Linked DNA regions of Mus musculus: region 2 is linked to region 1. A link is a loop called in an ENCODE intact Hi-C map of the cell type or tissue named here. Cell type or tissue: left cerebral cortex. All regions are shown on one strand. Each heading gives the region's core, and the rest is flanking DNA. Links, peaks and the distances in the headings are about the cores only.

What was found. A loop is a pair of places that touch in the nucleus more often than their neighbours do. Peaks named below come from ENCODE experiments on the same cell type or tissue, not always from the same donor. Only the 100,000 strongest peaks of a DNase experiment are listed, where the experiment ranks them.
Region 2: a loop joins it to region 1, with 2.4 times the contacts of the local background. A loop is called at or near these places in 1 of 42 quality-filtered maps.

What each region holds. Positions count from the first base shown.
Region 1 is chr9:66,154,908-66,161,509 of GRCm38, reverse strand. Dapk2 (death-associated protein kinase 2) reads right to left here and starts at 3,284. Exons shown (of 12, transcript NM_010019.3): 1 at 3,170-3,284. In left cerebral cortex, for the core only: a CTCF peak has its summit at 3,385 (motif pointing left); a DNase peak (open chromatin) is centred at 3,368; H3K4me3 peaks cover 442 bases.
Region 2 is chr9:66,333,787-66,340,388 of GRCm38, reverse strand. No RefSeq gene overlaps it. Among named protein-coding and RNA genes, the nearest start is that of Herc1, 13 kb to the left of the region's middle. In left cerebral cortex, for the core only: no CTCF peak of the experiment used is centred there; a DNase peak (open chromatin) is centred at 2,856.

The DNA.
Region 1 (6,602 bases), core at 698-5,697:
CCAGCATCCACATGATGGTTCACAACCATCTGAAATTGCCATTTCAGGGGAACTGGCATCCTCTTCTGGCCTCCACAAGCATCGGGCACAAATGTGGCAGACATACATACAGGCAAAACACTCATACACAGATAATAAAAATAAATTTTGAAGAAAGAGAGAGATCCAGCCACACAGGTTTGGATTCAAATCCCGGTTCCGTTACTTACGACCACATTGCCCTTAACTGAGGACAAGATAGTTTTTCTGGGCTTCAAACTAACATCCATGGAAAACAGCCCTAGTAACCATACTGCGGGGTAAGTGTGTAGAGCAACCAGAACACCTAGACACTGCCAGGCAGTGCACACCTCGAAACATCACTCTGAATACTGTGGAACCATCTCTGTGAACGTACTGTGAGAAACACATGCAGCAAGAATGGTCCATGTAGCATCAACTAAACTCCTAGCAACAACTAAAAATTGAAACCAACCAAATGCCCATCAATAGAACAAGGGAGTCACTACACAATAGGGTGGAGCATGAAGCACGAAGAACAAAAGAAACCAGGTCCCACAAAAAGATCTTATGCTGTTTGGTTCAATTTGGAGAAGACTTATCCACAGGGTGGAGGAGAGATCTCAGCTATCAGTTACTTTTATAGAAAGCCCGAGTTTCCATCCCCAGTGCCAAATGCACTGGGTATGGTTGGCACACACCTGTAATCCCAGCACTCAAGGTGTGCCTTGAGTTTCAGGCCAGTGTGGGCCATAGGGTAAGACCCTATCTCCAAGAAGAAAACGAAATGGAGAATTAACAGTGTTGGGGATTCAGCTCAGTCTGTAGAATGCTTGCCTAACAGACACAAAGCAGCCTTGGCTTCGATCCTCAGCACTCCATAAACCAGGAATGGTGGCTCACAGCTATAATCTCAGCACTCCAGAGGTAGAGGCAGGGGGACCAGAAGTTCAAAGTCACCCTCGTCTACATAATGAGTGCAAGGCCAGCCTTGGATATATGAGATCCTGGGGTGAGAGGCATGGAGTAAACTAATATCTACTTTCTTTTTTAGACTGTTTTTGTAGAATTATTTCTCTGTAGGTGTATGGTTGTTTTGCCTGCATGTTTGTCTATGCACCACATGTCTGCGGTGCCCAAAGAGGCCAGAAGAGGGCATCAGATCCTCTGAACTGAAGTTACAGATGATCATGAGCCACCATGTTGGTGCTGAACACTGAACCCAGGTCCTCTGGAAGAGCAGCCAGTGCTCTTAACCACTGGGTCATCTCTCCAACACCCTAAGAAAGATCTTTCTTATAAGTAAGATGACATATGTGAAATGCTTTTGGAGCCTCACTAAGGCAAAGGGTGTAATATTCTCACCTCTGTCCCCTAGGGAGTAGCTAACATAAGCAGGTACTATAAGGTAATATAAGATGGTAATTTCCAGTTAGGGCCCAGGCTTCTTGCTCATGGCTACAGCTCAGATACTCCATACGAAATGAAACACCCGTGGCAGCTCATCACCCTCCCATCACACCTCCACAAGAGCAATTCTCATTTCAATTGATAAATTCTCAGAGTCAAGTGCAGTAACTCGAAGGTAGAGTTATAACCACCAATTTTGAGAAGCTGAAAACCACATATCAGAGGCAAGGCACATGACTATGCCTTTTGACCCGAGACTCAGGCTACCTTGCAAAGATGACACCCATCTGGATGTGAACAATCCTCCCAAGGGGGCCCTGGGAATTCTCCTTCCTACCCATGGCCTTAATGGCAAGCAACACTCTAGGAGGTAACATAGACCTCCTGGGACCCCACAGAAAGGGACCTCCCAGTTACCTTTCCAGTTTACTCTCTTCCTCAGAAGTCAGCAGGCTGAGGAAGTGATACAGAGCACTCCCATCCCACGGTATCCTTGCTGTGGACTGGGGTTTGGGGTAAAAACTTAACATTGAAACAAAAGTCTGAACCCACTGGGATCGGGTCTAAGTCACTTGTTAGACAAAAGGAGAAATCTGAGGTCCAGAGAGGGAAAGGGACCTTTCCACCATGGCACAGCTAGGCCATCAAACTTCCCAGGGCTTCTCTTGATACCCACACAACTCCTCCATGGATGGCTCAGGACTGGAAAGCCAGTGGCTTCTGGGAGAACAGTTCCAAGGAGAAGGTGCCCAAGTTTGGCAGGGACAGGCAGTGGTTTGGAACACGTGCGCACATACACACACACATGAAGAATCCTCAGACTCAGGTCTGGGGAAACTGCCAGCAGTGCCAGCAGAAGGGAGGAGACTCTAGCATCACAGAACCCCTTTGGATGATCCCTGATAAGGATGTTGGGGCTCAGAAGGTCAGCCACCTCCCTGAGTTGACATGAGAAAAACTCAGTCTTTTAATAAAAGGTTCAGCTTCTTTGGGCAGCCGGACTGTTTGCCCCCCACATCTAACAGAATAGAAGGCTCTAGAGAAGCTGTCAGGGTTGGCTGGTTTATTCCCTCCAGCAGGTAGTTTGTTGTCCCGGGGCAACAGATACCCACCCATTCCTGACACTTCAGTCAAGCCTCCAAAGACAGCTACTGGTCTATCAATACCATGACTTTAGATGCCAAAAACTTAACCGGCGGGCAGGTGGAGACAGGGAGGGCTTTGAACCCAACTCTGAAGCAGTCAAGGTACCAGCCACTTTTAGTCAACAAAATTCCCCTAGGATGCCAAGCCAGTTAGTTGGGAACTAGTGTCAGAAACCAAAAGAGCTGCCCCCAGCTACCTTTAGATGACAGGGAACCAGGGAGTGTCCCTCCACCTGCCCGCAGCTGTTAGGCCACACTGGAGGTTCATTTCACAGGAAGCAACCTCCCGGGCTGAGGCGGGGAGGAGGAGGTGTGAGCCCACAGAGGCTGGGCTTGTTTCTCTCCTATTGGGGACTTTTGAGGGGGCCAAACTTGATGCATGGTTGTTTCCATTCTCCTGCCCAGATGTCAGGCCTCTGTCCGTCAATCCCCATCCCGTCTCTGGGACCAGAGTGTCAAGCTTAGGAGGCACCCCGAGGTAGTAGTAGCCTGCAGACTGGCCTCCGGGTGCCGTCCCAGCGCACAAACCACAGAACGGCTATATCCTAGACAGGCAATGCCCGACCACCCCAGCCACTGCTGCCGTCGAATCCCGCGGCCCGGGCGCTACTCACGGCGAAAGGCTGCGCTGCATGTGCGGAGAGCTGGACGTGCACCGGGGCGCGGCGGGGTGCGCGGCGCTCCGCTCTGCTCTGCTCCCTGCGCCCGGCGTCCGCCCGCAGAGCCGCCGAGGAGCAGAGGGGGCGGAGCGGCCAGCCCGGTCCCAGGCGCCGGCTGGAGGCGCGCCCGGACACTCGGCCCGGAGCTCGGGGCGCCCCCTGCTGGAACCCCCGCGGGACCGCCCCGAGGTGAGGACTTGGATGCTCGTCCCTTCCCGCCCTGTCTCTCACATGCTGTGCCACCTGGAACGAATCAACTTGAGTAAGCTAATGATCAACGCACTTCACAACCCAGCACAATTGCCAGAAAACAGAATTTCTCTGCCCTTCGTCCCCACCCACGCACACCCTGACTGATCAGATTCTCTGGGGACCTCGCTCCACACAAGGGTAGGAAGCTCTCATGTGCCCCACTCATTCCCGGCCCAGCTTGAAGACTGCCCATATTTGCCTATTACCACGCCAACCCTGGCACCATTCTTGAGTGTAGTCCGTGTATCACCATTAAGCCTGTCTTAATGAAGGACTTGGGAGTTGATTCTCCCTTCCTTTTGCAAATTATCAGAAGGAGAAAATATCAGTGGTAGCGTTGGTGGCTGGAAACAAAACTGAAGTTCAATGGTCTCCATTCAAGACCAGAGACATTTTAAGGATGGCCACCTAGAGCCTCCAGCCCTAAGTCACTGTGACAGCTAACACTGTCAATGTGACTGGATTTACAATCAGGAGATAAACCTCTGGGTATGCCTATAGGAATTTCTAGATTGTGTTTCCAGAGCTTTAGTGAGACCAGCCCTAGATGTGCACAGCAATGGTCCACGGGCTGGGGTCCAGGAATTAAAAAAAAAAAATCGGTGAGGAGAAACTGGCTAGTGAGGGCTGCTCTTCTCTGACCATTGCTGCAATATCTGGGACAGCCTCCGGGAAGATCCCAGACCTTTGCGTGTGACCTTTCAGATCTGTGCAGTTTAGAGGGCTCTCTGTGAACAGAGAACCAGGATTCACCTCATATTTCTCTCTCCCTCCCCCTCCCCTTCCCCTCCCCCCCCTTCCTGAGGCTGGGCACAATGTACCCAGCTGCGCCACGCTCCTGCTGCCATGATGGACTATACCCTATACCTTCTAACTGTGAGCCCGTTCTTGAGTTGCCTCCCCCACCCCTTGAGTACTTTCTCACAGCAACAAGAAAAGTAGCACAGATCCCCCCTTAGGGATCCTCCCTAGAGCTAAGGATGTAAGATTCTGAGTCATGGGTGTAGTCCAAAGTCCTGCCCTATCATCCATGTGTGGTCAGCCACCAGAAAGTGGGAACAACAACCCTTCTGGTAGCTTCCAGTGAAGTCCTGAGTAGCACTGGCGGAGGGTGACATGTGAAATGTGCCCAAGGAGCACACTACCCCTCAGCCTTTTCAACACCAGGAACCCTGAAAATGCCACTGAGTACCGCCCAACTCTCTCATTGTGTCTTGAACAGTCTCAGGGAAGATCCCAGACCTTCACTTGCGTGTGACTTTCAGGTTTGTGCAGGTTCTGGGGTTCTCCTCAGAATAGCATGCTAGAGAGAAGTAGCTACCATCTGATGGCTTCTGAAGTCAGTGGACAGAGGGAAGGACACACACACACACAGTGGCCACCACAGTAGCGAGGTCCCTCATCCTCCAACCAGCCCCAGATACCTCCTCCCCCATTTTTAAGTCTGTTGCTGTGTGACAAACCATCCTAGCCTTGCTGATACAAAACACAAATTTCATTATGCTCCTGCATTCCTGGAGTCCACTCTCTTAAAGCCACTCTACTCTGAACCCTGCCACCTCAGTTCAATTCTTTCTTGTCATTTTCCCTGACCATGTCGTAACTATGATTAAGGTTCACTTTCAACAAGAGCAAAACAACATCTTGTCCATTTTGATCTCCATAGATTGCATGCTATCCCAAACCTAATTACTAAAGGCATGCTAGGTTGAGCACGTAAAAGCATGTTAGGTTGAGCATGTAGGTAATGGCACGGGAAGAAACCACAGCTGTCCTCTATCCTGTAGGACTTTCTGCAACAGAACATATGACAAAAGCCACATAAGGAAGGAAGTTCGTTTGGTTCACAGTTCAAGGGCATGGTCCATCAAAGCAGCAGGGCAGCAGGCAGCAGGGGCACGAAGCAGCTGATCACACACACACACACACACACACACACACACACACAAAGAGCTTCCTCCACTCTCTTTTGCCTTTTTACTCAGTCGGGAACCCCACGCCCATGGAATGGTACCACTCACATGTAGAGTGGGTCTTCCCCCTCAATTAACCCAGTCTAGAAACTCTTCTTTCAGTGTGTGTCCTAGATGATTCTGTCCTGCCAAAATGACAATGGACATCAGTTATCACACCCCCAAGAGAAGATACTAGATATGCTGATAACCTGGCAGGGTGGCATGCACCAATCACGACACCCAGGAGACTCCAGGCAACAGAGCAAGAACCCATCCTTTAAAAAAAAAAAAAGATTTATTTATTCATTATGTATACAGCAGTCTCCTGCATATGCCTGCATACCAGAAGAGGGCACTAGAGTTCATTACAGATAGTTGTGAGCCACCATGTGGTTGCTGGGAATGGAACTTAAGACCTCTGGAAGAGCAGCCAGTGCTCTTGACCTCTAAGCCATCTCTCCAGCCCAGAGCCCATCTTAAAAAAAAAAAAAAAAAAAAAAAAAAAAAAAAAATCCAGAGGGGCTAGAAAGCTGGCTCAGTAATTAAGGCTGTAATGTTCTTTCAAAGGGTTAGCATTTGGTCCCTAGCACCCATGTTGGGCAGCTCAGCTCACAAGCCCTGTCATTTCAGCTCTGGAGGACTAGTGTCCTCTTCTGACCTCTGAGGGCATCTGCACTCACGTGTGTACACACCAACACAGACATCTACAATTACACATGATTAAAAATACAACAAATCGGGGCTGGCAAGATGGGTCAGCGGTTAAGAGCCCTGACTGTTCTTCCAAAGGTCCCGAGTTCAAATTCCAGCAACCACACGGTGGCTCACAAATATCTGTGATGAAATCTGACATCCTCTTCTAGTTTGTCTGAAGACAAATCTTTTTTAACAATTAACCATTGGGTACACAAATGTGTAATGATTTTAACAACTACCACACATTACACATCTTCTAACACATACCTTCTCGGGCCTTTACTTGGAGCGCTCTACTTCAAGGTGGATTATTCTCCCATTTTACAGATAAGGTAACTGAGACATGTGGAAGTTAATTTGCCCAAACTCACACATGAGGGGTCAAGCTGTGATGTGGCTTGTGCTTGCCCATCCACACAGCACAATCAGCGTTTCCTGCTTCTCCCAAAGTCTGCCTTCAGCTGAGACTTTCAACATTCTAATTT
Region 2 (6,602 bases), core at 874-5,873, 180 kb before region 1:
TTTCTCCATTTGAGGGCCCAGATCATACAAAGAAGCTTCTCTGTGTGTGCCTTTGTCCTTTCTTCATTCCCCTATTATCAGAGTCAAGACAAACTAACTGTTCAAGGACCCTGCATATGCTCATATGAATGCAGGTGTCCCTGGAGGCCAGAGACCTCTGGAGCTAGAATTGCAGTTTCAAGCCACCTGATGTGGATGGATCCTAGGAATTGAACTTGGGTCCTCTGGAAGAACAGCAAATGCTCTTAACTGCTGAACCATCTCCTAAGCAAAGAGTTGAAAATTTAGCTCAGTGGTGGAATGTTTGCCTTATAAGTACCAATCTCCAGCACCAGAGGGAAGGAAAAGAAAGAAAACACAGACCTGCACACATGCAAAGGGGGAGGAGGAACGGAGAGAGAGAGGGAGGGAGAGAGAGAGAGAGCACAACTGGGGGTTGGGGGAGCAAGCACAGGTGATCAGTTCCTCAATCCACAGCAGGGAGTGGAAAATTGATGCTAAGGAAGGAAAATGAGAAAGTGCAGAGCAAAACATGGTGACCCAGGGTCATGGGGGAAAGGATTTATAGAATCCTCCACAGCAGACACTGGGACAATACACTCAGTAAATAAACAATCCAAGTGATTGTTCTAGAAGCTATCTACATAGAATCATAGCACACATGAGGGATCTCCAGTACACAAAGAAAGCCACTCCTTTCCTACCCTTTAAAGAACAAATGGCTTAAGAGGGATTGCTGAATTCTAGCAGGTAGGATCAGAGACCTTTAATGAGAAGTGGAGGCTTGAAGATTGAGCAGTTAGTCTAGACCTGTGAGAACAGGGAACATTCGAGACACAAGGAACAGCATAAAACAAAGTGTGATCAGGATCCACAGTGTAATTTTAGTTGTAGCATCTGTAGCCGACATTATCCTGGTCTAGGACTCTTCATAGCAAGGCACAGAACTTGCCTAGGTAACAGTGGAGGATATTTAGCATAAGGGATACAGAAAAAAACAGCGAGAGTGGGGCAGTAACCCACCTCTTCTAGAGTATTGACACAAACAGAACTTGTGTCTATGCTTTCCTTGCTATGTTGGCTTTGATTTCTCTCGGCTCAGACTACCTTTGTCCCTATAGCTAGGAGGAAGGCAGTACCCAAGCTTTACATCTAACTCTTGCCATCCCTAGAAGAGACCTAAATCCTACGGACACAGTGCTGACTGCCCAGGATTGGATCAGCATCCATCCTTAGCTCCATCTCAGAGAGACCACCCCAGCCCACCCCCCATAAAACTATCGTTTATGACAGAGTGGGGAACATGTGACGCTGTGCTTGGGGGATGCATACAAACTGAAATATGTGCAAGCACAGCTATGTAGCGGGAAAGTGTGTCACTTCCAAACTGTGCTTTCATTTGTCAGATGGTCAGCTTGCCATAGGACTTAAATGAATTTTCACCACAGAATTTTCAACTGATTAATATGTTATGTTAATCAATTAATGAATGTCGCTTTAATCAAGATGTTGTGGAACACAGTGGAGCTCTAACATAGGCTAAAGAATGGTTACCCAAGATCCTTTGTCATTCTAGCCCCATGACTTTAAATGAGAAACTCAACCAATCTCTGCCTCTACTTCCTGTTTCAAAATAATAATTATAGCAGCAATGACAGCTGGTATTTTTATTGATATTCCAAGCCCCCACTGTTTCTTTTTTTTTTCCTCTGTCTCCTCCCTTCTTTTCCTCCTTTCTCTTTTGGTGCTGGGGACTGAGCTGGAGACTGAACTTGTGGCCTCTTGCATCTGATCTGTGAAGCCTCTCTAAACATTTTCCAAACACTTCATTTAAAAATCAAAATAAACATATACAACTCCATAAATCTGAGATAATCCCTGCTTACAAGGTTATTGCAAAGATTAAAGAATCCATGTATGATTCATAGCCTCATTGCTTGGCCCACAGCCAATGCTCAGTAGGTCATTATTTTTAATTATCTGTTGCCTGAAGAAAGACCTTTCATTTCATGATTGCCTGTGGCACCAGACGCTTTGAGAAAGCAAAACAACAGCAAAGAGAGGGGACCTTTATCTCTGATGACACCATGACCCACATCTCTGACGGAGTTGGGGTACAGTTTAGAAGTTCCTGAATAAAATAAGTTGTGAGAAGAAATGACAGGTGTGATTGAGGAATGTAAAATGAAAGGCAAGTCTTATAGCAGTGATATGGAATGTATAGAAGGCTTGGTCCCCTGCTGGAGGAGTCAGTGAGTGGATCCCAAGACCTCTGATTTAATCGATGGCTGAATCTCTTGATGAATTCACAATACAGCATTATTGAGAGGTGGGACTTAGGGGCTGGCAAGATGGCTCAGCAGTTAAGAGCACTGACTGCTCCTCTGAAGGTCCTGAGTTCAAATCCCAGCAACCACATGGTAGCTCATAACCACCTGAAATAAGACCTGATGCCCTCTTCTGGCATGTCTGAAGGCAGCAACAGTGTGTACTTATTTATAATAATAAATAAATCTTTGAGAGAGAGAGAGAGAGAGAGAGAGAGAGAGAGAGAGAGAGAGAACCTAGTTGGAGGAAATGCCTGAAAGATTTACCTTACCCCTGGCATTTTCCTCCCCTTTTTTGCTTCTTGGAGAAGCTCTGCTCCCCAAGCCTTTCTGCTGAGATCTCTGCCTTGCTGTGGCCCAGACACAACAGGGAGAGGTAACATGGACTGAGAGCTCTGAGCTGTGAACTAGAATCAATCTTTCCTCCCTCCAGTTGATTTTGTGGGTACTTCATCACAGTGATTAAAGCTAACACACTTGGCTAGGTCTGTGGTTCCTAAAGGAAATGCCTTCCCACACAGTCTACCCATGAAACCCATGTAAAGGAGCAGCTGAGGTTTCTCTTCTCTCTGACTTGAATGATTTGAATTTTGTTAAACCACTGAGATTATCCAACAATAGGCCAGGCTGTGTGCTGAGCCATTTATAGAAGTAATCTTTTACTCCCCCATGGCCTGCAAGGTGAATCTTCTCTTGAGATATAATTTAGAACTTACTAAAATGAAGCAGTAAAAGAAATAATGCAAAATAAGTGGAAAGTGGGAAATTGAGACAAGTAATTATAGAATGGCAAATGAAATATGAGCCTTATGATTTTATGATTTTAATATGGAATGCCCCTAAAAAAGGTGCATTGTATACATGTATATATGTATATGTGTATATATATATATATATATGTATATATATATATATATATATATGCATAAGCTAAAGAATGGTTACTCCATATTCTTCATCAGCCTTCTAGCCCAATGGCTTTAAATGAGTAATTCAAGCAATCTTCACTCTGTGTGTGTGTGTGTGTGTGTGTGTGTGTGTGTGTGTAAACACACACATGTATATGAAAAGTGAGCCTGGGATTTGGAAGGGACTCTGTGAAAGTCACCAACTAATAAAAAGCAAGACTGGGATTTAAGCACAGCTTTGTCATTCCTCAAAGTCTAAAATACAAACTATGTCCTACTTTTTTTTATCAGCAAGAGCTAGTCAAAATATATGAATAACCAAGCTCTAAGAAATGGATAAAATAACAGACACGGTCAACTTCTTTGTCCCCTACCTTTCTCCTATGTTCAGTCAGCTCTTGGACCTCAGACACACCTCCAGGCTGCCCAGGGCTACAGTCTTCCCATTGCCCACTTCAAAAAACAAACAAACAAACAAACAAACACACACACACCAAAAAATCCTCAAGCAAACAAAAAAACCTTATCAAGATGTATCCTCCTCCACAGTGATGTTTCCTTCTAAAAGACTGAGTGCCCCTCCGTCTTGCTACTAAATTTTTTATAGTTTGAGTTGTGCTTCTTTAGCTGCTAAGCCAGCTGGGACAGACATGTCGTCCTAACATTCAGGAGGCAGAGTCAGGAGGATTGCAAGTTTAAGGCCAATCTGAGCTATGTAATGAGTTCTAGGCTAGTTTGGACTACATGGTGAGATAGTATCTCATAAACCTAAAAGGATAAAGGCTGGGCTTTCTGAAGCAGGGGCTAAGGTTAAGAGATACTTCAATGAAAACTGCAGACCCTAGAGAGGGATAGATGAAAGAAGTAGGCCTCTGCAAGTTCCCACCTCCCACCCACTTCCACGCCCCCCCTTACCCTCCACCACCCCCAATTCTTTATAATAGCTCAGGATACTATATAAGCTCAATGTCTGGCCCTTCTTTGAGCATCATATAATGTAACTACAATTTTCCCCTGTTAATCTGTTTTATCTCAACTTAATATTAAGCCTAAACTGAAGAACCTAGAAAGTATTGTGAAATGCAATTCTAAAAACAAAAAAACCAACAAGCACACCTCTAGCAAACATTGTACAAGGCTGCTTGACAGATTGCAACTTCATTGATTCTAGAGAGCTGACAGGTCACAGATCTGGATCCTAATTGTCTCATACTAGCTTATTTTGTTTAGGAGTTACTCACTTCCACTATGTGTATCTCACCTGATATCCCTATAATGAGCAGATAAACCGTGATGTACCCCTTATCCTCTGCAAACCTTAAAGATAAGGATGCCATAGAGAGCATCAGAAGACTGGGCTATGCCCCAGTGTATACACTGTTTGTTTGGCTTCAAACTTCAGCACTGTTGAAACCTGAAGCTTGCAGTTAAGGTTTCCAAGTTCAGCTGTAGTCTACCTACCCAATGCCTGAATCAGTTTCTTGGGTAATAATGTTGATTTATGAGCATCTTTGTGTTTTTAAGGAAATAAGAAAATAGTCTATTCTGAGCCAGATATAAATATTCACAGGCCAACAACGAGCCCAATTTTTAGTTTCCTGAAAGCTGAGACTAAGCCAGTCCTGCTCGTTCAGAACTCAAGAAATTTGTGAGGAAGAAGGGAATGACATCTGAAACTCACAGCTGCCCCATTCGTTCTTCCTGAGCCCTAGACAAATCCACCAAATAAGATTTTTATCTGTCTCTAGCAAACTCAAAACACTTGTTATTCCCAAGCTAAGTGAACTCTGCTGAATCCAACAATAAGGCCAGAAAGAGCCAAGCTCAGTGAGCTGCCCTAAACATACATACATTTCCCTCTCCCTCTCCCTCTCCCTCTCCCTCTCCCTCTCCCTCTCCCTCTCCCTCTCCCTCTCCCTCTCCCTCTCCCTCTCCCTCTCCCTCTCCCTCTCCCTCTCCCTCTCCCTCTCCCTCTCCCTCTCCCTCTCCCTCTCCCTCTCCCTCTCCCTCTCCCTCTCCCTCTCCCTCTCCCTCTCCCTCTCCCTCTCCCTCTCCCTCTCCCTCTCCCTCTCCCTCTCCCTCCTCTCCCTCTCCCTCTCCCTCTCCCTCCTCTCCCTCTCCCTCCTCTCCCTCTCCCTCTCCCTCTCCCTCCTCTCCCTCTCCCTCCTCTCCCTCTCCCTCTCCCTCTCCCCCTCCCCCTCTCCCTCTCCCTTCTCCCCCCTCTCACTGTTTTAGGAATACAGAGATGGCTCAGTGGGTAAGAGCACCCGACTGCTCTTCCGAAGGTCCAAAGTTCAAATCCCAGCAACCACATGGTGGCTCACAACCATCCGTAATGAGATCTGACTCCCTCTTCTGGAGTGTCTGAAGACAGCTACAGTGTACTTATATATAATAAAAATAAATAAATCTTTAAAAAAAAAAAGGAATACAACTTTCAAGGCCACAAGAACAAAGGTGAACGGGTTTGCTTGCGTGGCATAGTGATGCCTTAGCTACGGACAGACAGTGAAGGATGTTGCCAAACTTTGAGCAGAGCCAGCCGTTCACTGAGAACTACTCACCTGCCTCTTGACCTCCAGAGATGGGAACAGACTCTTTGGTTTGCAAACCAAAGCCATTAAGTAACTTTAATGCTTCATGTAACTAAATATTCCATGTCTGTACCAAGCTTCAGACATGGGCAGAGGGAGGAAACAGGCTCACTACAAACTTTAGGTCTCACACTGTATCTCTAGTTCAGTCTTTCTCTAAGATGGCTCCATGCCCAAGCAGCTCTCTCCATGTAGGAGTCCTCCCGTGCAGAAGCCCCAAAAATACATGGTTCTCTTGTGTTTATCTATTTAGAAACAATGTCCCACTCTGAACATCAGGCTCACCTCAAACTCCAATCCTTCAATCTCAGTTTTCTAAATGTAAAATCACTGGTGGGTACCACCATGCTTAGCTTAAAACTGCTTTTCTTCAGTGTTGGGAATCAAACTCAGAACTTGGATCTTGTCAGAGAAGTAATTCCATCGATGAGCGATCGCCTCCAGTCCACCTTTTACTTTGTATTTTGAGAAAAAGCTCAAAGACTTGTCTGGGTTGGCCTTCACCTCTCCCTGTAGCCCAAGCAGGCCTTGAATTTTTGATTGTCTTGCCTCCATCTCCCAAGTAGAAGGATTGCAGGCCTATGCCATCTGACCTGGCCTAAAACTTTTTTTAATATTGAAAAGTAATAAATTGAGCAGAGAGGCACACACAGGAGCCTAAAGCAGAAGGATTGCCTTGAGCTCAAACCTAGCATAGGCTACCATAGCAAGACCTCATCTCAACAAAACAAAACAAAACAAAACACCCAACGACTGAAATCTTACAAGACAAA